2 separate regions of the Homo sapiens genome follow, and region 1 is linked to region 2. A link is a loop called in an ENCODE intact Hi-C map of the cell type or tissue named here. Cell type or tissue: PC-3. All regions are shown on one strand. Each heading gives the region's core, and the rest is flanking DNA. Links, peaks and the distances in the headings are about the cores only. Region 1 overlaps FAM193A (family with sequence similarity 193 member A). Region 2 overlaps FAM193A (family with sequence similarity 193 member A).

The links. A loop is a pair of places that touch in the nucleus more often than their neighbours do. Peaks named below come from ENCODE experiments on the same cell type or tissue, not always from the same donor. Only the 100,000 strongest peaks of a DNase experiment are listed, where the experiment ranks them.
Region 1: a loop joins it to region 2, with 1.9 times the contacts of the local background. A loop is called at or near these places in 2 of 110 quality-filtered maps.

The regions. Positions count from the first base shown.
Region 1 is chr4:2,631,998-2,637,371 of GRCh38, reverse strand. All of the region lies in intron 5 of FAM193A (family with sequence similarity 193 member A), which reads right to left. Among named protein-coding and RNA genes, the nearest start is that of FAM193A, 98 kb to the right of the region's middle. In PC-3, for the core only: no CTCF peak of the experiment used is centred there; no DNase peak of the experiment used is centred there; H3K27ac peaks cover 301 bases.
Region 2 is chr4:2,580,555-2,585,928 of GRCh38, reverse strand. The region is part of intron 1 of FAM193A (family with sequence similarity 193 member A); the gene reads right to left. Among named protein-coding and RNA genes, the nearest start is that of FAM193A, 47 kb to the right of the region's middle. In PC-3, for the core only: no CTCF peak of the experiment used is centred there; a DNase peak (open chromatin) is centred at 2,148; H3K27ac peaks cover 655 bases.

The DNA.
Region 1 (5,374 bases), core at 207-5,206, 51 kb before region 2:
TTTAGATTTCTTTTAAAAAAATATTGAGTGATTGGTCAATTGACTGAGACAGGGTCTCACTCTGTCGCCCAGGCTGGAGTGCAGTGGTGTAATCTTGGCTCACTGCAACCTCCGCCTCCCAGGCTCAAGCAATCCTCTTGCCTCAGCCTCCGGAGTGGCTGGGACTACAGGTGTACACTATCACGCTCAGCTAATTTTTGTATCTTCTGTAGAGACGGGATCTCACCATGTTGCCCAGGCTGGTCTTGAACTCCTGGGCTCAAGTAATCCACCCACCTTGGCCTCCCAAAGTGCTGGGATTACAGGTGTGGGCCACCATGCCCACTCCCCCAATTTTACTTTAATATTTAAAGTAAATACAAAAAATATGACTCATTATCCTGTTTGATCCCCCAGGCAGTGTGGAATAAACCTCACGTGAGGGCATTCTCCAGTAAAGTTGCATTTCTGAGAATACCTTTCTATGTCCAAGAGTATCCAGTGAGTTCAGCAAAAACAAGTAGAATGGGGGTGCTGTTCAGAAGAGCTAACTAGCTGGCAGAGTTTGCACAGCAAATTAACATGTTGCTTCAAAGAAAACAAGTGACACAATCTGTGGCTAATCATAAAATCTAAGCTTTCAAGCAAAAAAGAAAACTTTAGAAAATTTGCATTTGCTGCTGTTGGCTTGAAAGATCCTACACATTTAAAGAGCTTTCTGATGAGATCAGTGCTGATATAAACAAATATCATTTTTTATATTAATAAAACTGTCAACATCCAGAAGATACTCAGTGAATCAATATTTGCAAAATGACCTATGAATGACACTAGCAAACCATGTATAAGTAGAGAATCCATTCATGGGGTGAGCTGGAGCCTGTGGATTTTAACGGAACAGAGTAGGGTAAGTTCAGTGATACAGTTTCAGACTCTACATCGCAACTAACCATTAAGAAACTCTCCCGCGTTGGTGTACTCTCAGAGAAGATCTATCAGGATTTGAAGAGGCTATTAAAATATTCTTCCTGGCAGGGCACGGTGGCTCACGGCTGTAATTCCAGCACTTTGGGAGGCTAAGGCAGGCGAATCACGAGGTCAGGAGATCGAGACCATCCTGGCTAACACAGTGAAACCCCGACTCTACTAAAAATACAAAAAATTAGCCTGGCGTGGTGGCACCCACCTGTAGTTCCAGCTACTCGGGAGGCTGAGGCAGGAGAATCACTTGAACCCAGGAAGCAGAGGTTGCAGTGAGCCGAGATCATGAGGGACACAGCGAGACAGAGCGAGATTTTTTTTTGAGACAGAGTGAGACTCTGTCTCAAAAAAAACACAAAAAGACAAATTATTCCTTTTTCCAACTAAGACTCCGTCTCAAAAAAAAAAAAATTCGTCCTTTTTCCAACTACATTATCTGTAAAAAGTTGAATTTTCTTCAATAACTTCAACCAGACAACCTATGACAACAGACTGAATGCAGATGAGACTCCCACTGCTTTTACAGAGAGATCTGGAGAGGTGTGAGTGACCCACTCTTCTTAAGAAATATGTTGGCCGGGTGCGCTGGCTCACGCCCATAATCCCAAAACTTTGGGAGGCCGAGGCGGGCAGATCACCTGAGGTCAGGAGTTCGAGACCAGCCTGGCCAACATGGTGAAACCCCATCTCTACTAAAAGAAATACAAAAAAATTAGCCAGATGTGGTGGCAGGCACCTGTAATCCCAGTTATTTGGGAGGCTGGGGCAGGAGAATCGCTTGAACTGGGGAGGCAGAGGTTTCAGTGAGCCAAGATCTCACCACTGCACTCCAGCCTGGGCAACAATGTTTTATTTTGGAAAATAGTTATTTTTACATATGTAATTTATGTTACATTATCTAATGTAAAAGTGTATTATTTGTTACATTCTCTAATATATGTTAAAATATGCAATTTATGTAATCTAATGAGAGTTTACATTTTTAAAATGACAATAAGCATTTAAAAAATTTTCTCAGTTTGAATTTCAATACAGCAAGTACTGATGTAAGTCTGCATAAAAAAGCACACTTCGGGGTCCTAAATTTTTAAGTATAAAGGGGCCTAAGTCCAAAACTGTTGAGAATTACTGCCCTGAGACACCGAGTTTATCTTAAGCTGGTGCTGCATAGATCACTGGATGGCAGTGTAATAATGTGGCTATGAATTTGTGAAGATTTTTGGGTCCTGATTGGAATAACCCAACCATAAAAAGAGATTGGCTGGCATTAGTCGGTAAGAAATTACTATTACCGTCAGTCTTCATGGATGTGACAATGGAACTGTGGCTACAGAAGATAATGGATGACTATTTTTAGAGACACTTATTGGAATATTCTAAGACAAAAAGCACATTGTCTGGGACCCATACTAAAATACTGCATCAAAAAGAGGGAAGAGAAAGTGGAAGAAAAAGAAGGCATAATGAAGTCAGAGTGGCAAAATGCTGATTAACTGCGCATCTGGGTAAGGAGTACATAGATTCATTGTAGTCTCTACCCAGAATCCAGAATTACACATTATAACATCTCACAGACCATTTTCAACAAAGTCCTGTGTTTTGTGTTTGAGATCACTTTTTCTTTGATGTTCTGTAGCTGTCATTATACTATAACCAGAGAAGGATTTTTCAACATCTTACTTGGGAAATCTGATACGTTTCCTTGCTGAACACTAGTATTTTTCAGTAATTCTGAGAATTTCTCAGCTATCATCTCTAAAAAAAGTTTTTGTTTCTAGTTTTGATATTTTTTCAAATCTGAATTATCATTCTTTAGAGTATTAATCCTTAACTCCCAATTTCAAACTTTTACAAAGCTTCTTTAAGCACAGTTAACAAAGTTACTCTATATTCTTTTTTGAAAATTTAAATATCTTTGTTATGTGATTCTGTCTACTGCTTCTGCTGGCTTTTAACTGTGCTGTCATGAACCTTGTGTTTTATGACTTTTTTTACTGTGAGCTGCTCATTTGGGGGGATTTTATCTATTCGAATTCTCTGAGGTCAGATTGAAGGTTTCCAGAGGTGATCTGCATGCTGCCTGACTTTACCAGCAATCCTGGACCACTGTAAAGTAACTTCCAGGCTTGGGCTGTTCATACCACACCAACATTTATTCACACTCCAGCTCATGTGGCAGCTGGCTGACAGCTACCAAGTCTCTGGGAAGCTGTACTCCCTGCATCTCCACCCCAAGGCCACGAGAGCTGCAGATCCCTGCTGTCCCTTTCGGTGCTCGGAGTTTCCACTTCAACCTTACTAGTGTCGTCACTTACAGTCCCAGCATTATGTGCAGACCCCATCCTGGGCTAGGTTGTCTCTTGTCTCCCAGGATCAGAAGAAATACCCACAGCAAATGCTGACTTTCAAGCCCATGTATTTCTCAGGATTCCAGCTTTCAATTGGTTTTTCACCACTACGACTTACTCCCTTTCATGCCATCTCAGCCATACACTTTAAAAGATTTCATCTTTTTTTTGAGACGGAGTTTTGCTCTTGTTGCCCAGGCTGGAGTGCAGCGGCCCCATCTCGGCTCACTGCAACCTCCACCTCCCAGGTTCAAGCAATTCTCCTGCCTCAGCCTCCCAAGTAGCTGGGATTATAGGCGCGTGCCACCACGCCAGGCTAATTTTTTGCATTTTTAGTAGAGACGGGGTTTCATCACGTTGGCCAGGCTGGTCTCTAACTCCTGACCTCAGGTGATCCAACCACCTCGGCCTCCCAAAGTGCTGGGATTATAGCCGTAAGCCACCACGCCTGGCTTATTTTTTTATTATCTAGTAAATTCAGTTGTTTCCCTTGGAGGAAGGAATAGTTAAGGGTATCTAGTCTGCTGGACCCCTAGAAATCAATGTGGGTATTTCTATGTGTAAAGGAAGTGAAAAAAGACACTAATCAAACAGCTTCTGGGTGTATGCATTTTTTTCAAGCCACAAGAAATTATTTCTTTTTTATTTTGTTTTGTTTTGTGTGTGAGACAGAGTCTCGCTCTGTTGCCCAGACTGGAGTGCACTGGCACAATCTTGGCTCAATGCAACCTCTGCCTCCCGGGTTCAAGTGATTCTCCTGCCTCAGCCTCCCGAGTAGCTGGGACTACAGGCGCCCGCCACCATGCCCGGCTAATTTTTGTTATTTTTAGTAGAGACGGGGTTTCATCATATTGGCCAGGCTGGTCTTGAACTCCTGACCTCAGGTGATCTGCCTGCCTCGGCCTCCCAAAGTGCTGGAATTACAGGCGTGAGCCACCGCACCCGGCCTCAAGCCACAAGAAATTATTTCTATGTCAACTGCTAGGAATTTGCTCTAATAAATATGGTTCAAATTAATTTTTGTCAGCTTCATAAAACAGTATCCTACAGTAACTATCTGAGGAGGTGCAGACCTCGCCAGCATTTTCTGGAGAGCAGCAACAGCTGCTGTCTTCACTACCAGAGTCTCTCTGGGCACCAGGTTTAGGTGGGCTGGAGAGCATCCTTCTTAACCTGAGCCAGTGTTCTTGTAGAAGACAGAGGAGGGGCTCTGGATTTGAACCTCTGAAGGGCAGGCAGACTCTCAGGTAGAGACGGGGAGGCTGTGCTGCGAGAGATGCCAGAGGAAGGACGAGGTACCAGAAGGAAGCCTGGTGGCACTACCCAGTGGACTCAGACCTTGAAACAGGATAACTGCCCCCCTGCCCCACCCCCACCCCTCACCCTACCCATTCACCTCGCTACCTCTTCTCAGAATAGATACCTCCCCATGGCTTGGCGCAGTGAAGCTTGAGGAAGTCTGTGAACCCCCTGAAATGACTTACAATTACATGTATGTAATTTTTTCTTTTCTTTTTGAGATAGGATCTCACTCTATTCCCAAGCTGGAGTACACTGGCTCACCACAGCCTCAACCCTGAGCTCAAATGATCCTCTTGCCTCACAGCCTCTTGAGTAGCATGCGTCATCACGCCTGGTTAATTTAATTTTAAATTTTTTTGGTATAGGTGGGGTCTCCCCATGTTGCCTAGGCTAGTCTCAAGCTCCTGGGCTCAAGTGATCCTCCCACTTTGGCTTCCCAAAGTGCGAGGATTACAGGTATGAGCCACCACACCCGGGCTGTATGTAAATTTTTCTAAGAGGGTCCATCAACTTGAGAATCAGATAAAGACCAAGGCCAATGCTTACTGTATTTGTTTCAAAATGTAGGTTTACCACTAAGAAAGCACCCAAAACTGATGCTCAGCCCTCTCGCCATGTGATGCCCTGTACCACCTTTGGACTCTGTTCAGAGTCCAAGTCCCCACCTGCAAGAAAGCTCTCACCAGATGTGGCCCCTCAAACTTAGACTTCTCAGCCTTCCTAACCATGAGAAATAAATTCCTTTTCTTTATTAAAAGAAAGAA
Region 2 (5,374 bases), core at 159-5,158:
GAGATGCAGTCTCACTCTGCCACCCAGGCTGGTGTGCAGTAGCACAATCTTGGCTCACTGCAACCTCCACCTCCCAGGTTCAAGCAATTATCCCTGCCTCAGCCTCCCAAGCAGCTAGGACTACAGGTGCCCGCCACCACACCCAGCTAATTTCTGTATTTTTTAGTAAAGACGGGGTTTTGCCATGTTGGCCAGGCTCGTCTTGAACGCCTGACCTCAGGTGATCCGCCCACTTTGGCCTCCCCAAAGGGCTAGGATTACAGGCATGAACCACCATGCCCAGCCTAAAATTTAAAACTTCTATTTGATAAACATTAAGAAAATGAAAAAAATGACAAAAAAAAGTGAAAAATGAGAAAAATAGGAAAAAGATATACAACTTGACTGAAAAAATTGGGCAAAAGACTTGAACGGGTTCTTCACAACAGATGACCCAAATGGTCCATAGACATAAACATATGTCACAGATATCACAGATAAATTAAATCATAGTACCACCATTTACCCACCAGAGAGGCTGAAACAAAAAATTAGGACAAAACCCACGCTCAGCCAAAAACATGAAACAATGGGAACTCTCAAGCACTGCTGGTAGAGTGAAAATAGGTATAACCACTTTGGGAAATAGGCATTACATGAAGACTGTGAAAATACATGTAGACTATGACCCAGTAATTCCTTTTCTGGATATCTATCTTTCCTCATATTAAGTCCTGTATGCACCAAAATACATGTACAAGAGTATTCATGCCAGTCCCAAACTGGAAATAACCCATAAACTGTAGAATGAATGAACAGTCATCTATATGGTGAAATACTATACAGGAATTAAAATGGATAAACCATAGCTAAGTTCAAAACAAATAAATCTTTCAAATATTGTTGGGTGAGACAAGTTATATACCGTATTCAGTATGGATGCTTCCATTTATATAAGGTACAAAAACAGGCAAAACTATAGTGTTGGGATGTTTAGTTTTGGTTTGTTTTTTTTTTCCTTTTTTTGAGACAGAGTCTTGCTCTGTCGCCAGGCTGGAGTGCAGTGGCACGGTCTCGGCTCACTGCAACCTCCGTCACCTGGGTTGAAGCAATTCTCCTGCCTCAGCCTCCTGAGTAGCTGGGACTACAGGCACACACCACCACGCCCAGCTAATTTTTGTATTTTTAGTAAAGATGGGGTTTCACTATGTTGGCCAGGATGGTCTCGATTTCTTGACCTCATGATCTGCCCACCTCGGCCTCCCAAAGTGCTGGGATTACAGGCTTGAGCCACCGCACCCTGCCATTTAGTATGTTTAACGAAAGGAAAAGAAAGGAAACTGTAATCGAGTAGTAGCCTTTAGCAGGCTTTTGGAGTCCTGGTAATGTTCTATTTCCTTATCTGAATGGTGCTTATACCAGGGGTCAAATTAATTTGCAAACCTGTACATTACTTTTATGCATTTTTATAGTATTTAACAGTAAGAAATATTCTTTAGAGATGGGTGTTTTTTTTTTTTTTTTGAGACGGAATCTCACTCTGTCGCCCAGGCTGGAGTGCAGTGGCACAATCTTCACTCACTGCAACCTCTGCCTCCCAGGTTCAAGCGATTCTCCTGCTTAGCCTCCTGAGTAGCTGGGATTACAGGTGCGAGCCACCAAGCACCGCTAATTTTTTTAAGAAATGTTGTTTAAAGAACATTGTTAAAGGACAAATGAACAAGGTGATTCCATAGGGAGAGATCTCTCAATAAATGGTACACAACTGGATATGAATATGGAGTGGGGGACACCTCCAACTTCACCTCACACCATACCCAAAATTAAGTTGAAATAGATCACAGACCTATATATAACAGCTAAAATTATAAAACCTCTAGAAGAAAACAAAGAAGAAGGTTTTCCCAACCTTGGAGTAGACAAAGATCTCTTGAGACCCCAAAAGCACTAATCATTAAAAAAATTGGTAAACTGGACTTACACCAAAAAACTTCTGTTCCTCAAGACATGGCTGCTTCTGTCTTCTGCCCTAGGATGAAGAGACCTGGGACAGCATAATGCTCAACCTTACAGTGCAAAACAGCCAGACTAACTTCATATCCATGACTGTTTCTGAACCTGCTGGAGAGCTGTGGTTACAGAACAAACACTGGCCCATAATCTTAAGTGCCTTCAGGGAAAGAAAACAAATACACTCACCTGGGGTAGACACAATCAGACACACTAGTAAGAAGAGTTCAGCAAGAATAAAAGACAAATTGCGAAAGGCTGAGTACAGGCTGTCAGGACAATTTCTGGCAACTGCAGAAACTGGGAAAGCCTGCATTACTTTGCAGGCTCTTTCTCCGTGGCACTCATGAGGCAATCACTGAAAAGATCTGAAAGAGCCCGAAGAAGCAAAGACAGTAGCGCAGAACTCAGGGAGGGGACCAGAAGCCAGGAAGGAGGGGAAAGAAATTCCACTCAAATCCTTCCTCTCAATCTCCACTCAGAAACAAAAGTCCTAATTTGGGGGCAGCAGGGGGAAGGGAAGAGAGGGACAGGAGAGACCTAGTCCTGCAAAAGGGGCAGGATTACACACTGAGTCCAAAATTATAGCCAGGGAAAAGGCAGAAGAACTGAGACAGCTGCACCTCTGAAATCCAGGGTTACCAGACATGTCTAAAACTGAGACTTGGCCGGGCGCAGTGGCTCACGCCTATGATCCCAGCACTTTGGAAGGCCGAGGCAGGCAAATCACCTGAGGTCAGGAGTTTGGCACCAGCTTGGCCAATGTGGTCAAAGACAGACAGGGTTCTGTCTCTACTGAAAATACAATAATTGGCTGGGCATGGTGGCAGGTGCCTGCAGCTACTTTGGAGGCTGAGGCAGGAGAATCGCTTGAACCCGGGAGGTGGAGGTTGCAGTGAGCTGAGATCGTGCCACTGCACTCCAGCCTGGGAGACAAGAGCAAAACTCCGTCTCAAAAAATAACAACAACAAAAAACTGAGCCTTAACCAGAAAAGGAGGCAGCATCTCACTACCGCTACACACTTCCAAGTCAAAAAGCTTCAAACAACAGCCAACAGCAGAATACAACTGGGAGAAGAATATGCAAAGAAACCTCCTGTGAAATACAACAAAGAAAGAAGACTTAAGACAGAATTTCAAACACTGCCATGGTAAAACACTCCTCATCCTAGATCCAAGCCGCCTCTACAAACATTCAAAGCCTGTGCTGCATAACACACAGCAAATAATAAACTGAGGCCAACTCTAAACAGCAGAAGAAATAACGGTTGAGAATTTTCCAAAATTAATGACAAACACCAAACTGCAGATCCAAGAAGCACAGAGAACGTTAAAAAACAACAACAAAAAAACACCTGGTCCTATCACTTCTTTACTTCTGAAAACAAAAGACAACTGGATACACAACTAATTAGGACAAAAGTCATGCGCAACTAAGACTATGAAAATAAGAAAGAAAGAGAGAGAGGAGGGAAGGAGAAGGAAGGAAGGAAATAAACACTGACCAAGTACGATGGGGCTCGTGCCTGTAATCCCAGCACTTGTTGGGGTGAGAGGATTGCTTGAACCCAGGAGTTCAGGAGTAGCCTGGGCAACATAGCAAGACCTCATCTCTACAAAAAAGTTTAAAAAATTAGACCACACTTGTGGTCTCAGCTACTTGGGAGGCTGAGGTGGAGAACACTTGAGCCTGGGAGGTCGAAGCTGCAGTGAGCTGTGATCATGTCACTGCACTTCAGCCTGGGCAAAAGAGCAAGACCTTGTCTCGAAAAGAAAGGGGGCTGGAGGAGGAGAGGAGAGACTGAAAGCAGCTAGTGATAAAAGAAACATTACACATGGAAGAACAAAAACAATTACAGCAGGATTCTTGTGAGAAGCCATAAAAACCAGAAGAGAGTAATTTCTCTAAAATCTTGAAAGAAAAAAACAGCTTTTAACTACGACTTCCATACCCAGAAAAAGAATCTTTTAAAAGTAAAGGAGAAGAGCCAGGTGCGGTGGCTCACGCCTGTAATCCCAGCACTTTGGGAGGCCGAGGCAGGCAGATCACGAGGTCAGGAGACTGAGACCATCCTGGCTAACATGGCGAAACCCTGTCTCTACTAAAAATACAAAAAATTAGCCGTGCATGGTGGCGGGGGCCTGTAGTCCCAGCTACTTGGGAGGCTGAGGCGGGAGAATGGTGTGAACCCAGGAAACGGAGCCTGCAGTGAGCCTAGATCACGCCACTGCACTCCAGCCCGGGCTGGAGCAAGACAGAGCGAGACTCCGTCTCAAAAAAATAAAAACAAATAAATAAAATAAAGGAGAAAGACTTTCTCAAACAAAAACAGGAAATTTATTGCCAGCATACCTAACCCACATAAAATGTTGAAGTATTTCAGAAGCTGGGCATGGTGGCTCACGCCTGTAATCTCAGCACTTTGGGAGGCCCAGACAGGCGGATTGCCTGAGCTCAGGAGTCGAGATCAGCCTGGGCAACATGGTGAAACCCCATCTGTACTAAAATACAAAAAAATCAGCCAGGCGTGGTGGCATGCACCTGTAATCCCAGCTACTCGGGAGGCTGAGGCAGGAGAATTACTTGGACCTGGGAGGCGGAGGTTGCAGTGAGCCAAGATTGTGCCCCTGCATTCCAGCCTGGGTTACAGAGTGAGACTCCACCTCCAAAAAAAAAAAAAAAGAAAGAAAGAAAATATTTCAGGAAGAGAGAATATGGTATCAGAACAAAACCTAGATCTACAAAAGAAATGGCAATCCCAAAAATGGAATAAAATAAATCAGTGGTTTTTTTTTTGTTGTTGTTTTTTGAGACGGAGTCTTGCTCTATCGCCCAGGGTGGAGTGCAGTGGCGCAATCTCAGCTCACTGCAACCTCCGCCTCCCGGGTTCACGCCATTCTCCTGCCTCAGCCTCCCGAGTAGCTGGGACTACAGGTGCCCGCCACCACACCCGGCTAATTTTTTGTATTTTTAGTAGAGACGGGGTTTCACCGTGTTAGCCAGGATGGTCTAGATCTCCTGACCTTGTGATCTGCCCGCCTCGGCCTCCCAAAGTGCTGGGATTACAGGCGTGAGCCCGGCCAAATCAGTGGGTTTTAAAAAACTTATAAAGAACAGAGGTTTATTTGGCTTACAGTTCTGTAGGCTATACAAGCATGGCACCAGCATCTGCTCCACTTCTAGTGAGGCCACAGGAAGCTTTTACTCATGGCAAAAGGCAAAGAAGGAACAAATGTATCACATGGCAAGAGAGTGAGGAGCCAGAGATAGAGGGGGGAGGCCCCAGACTCTTTTTAACAACCAGATTTCAAGTGAACTAACAGAGCAAGAACTCATTCATTACCATGGGGAGGACATTCATGAAGTCATTCATGAAGACCCAC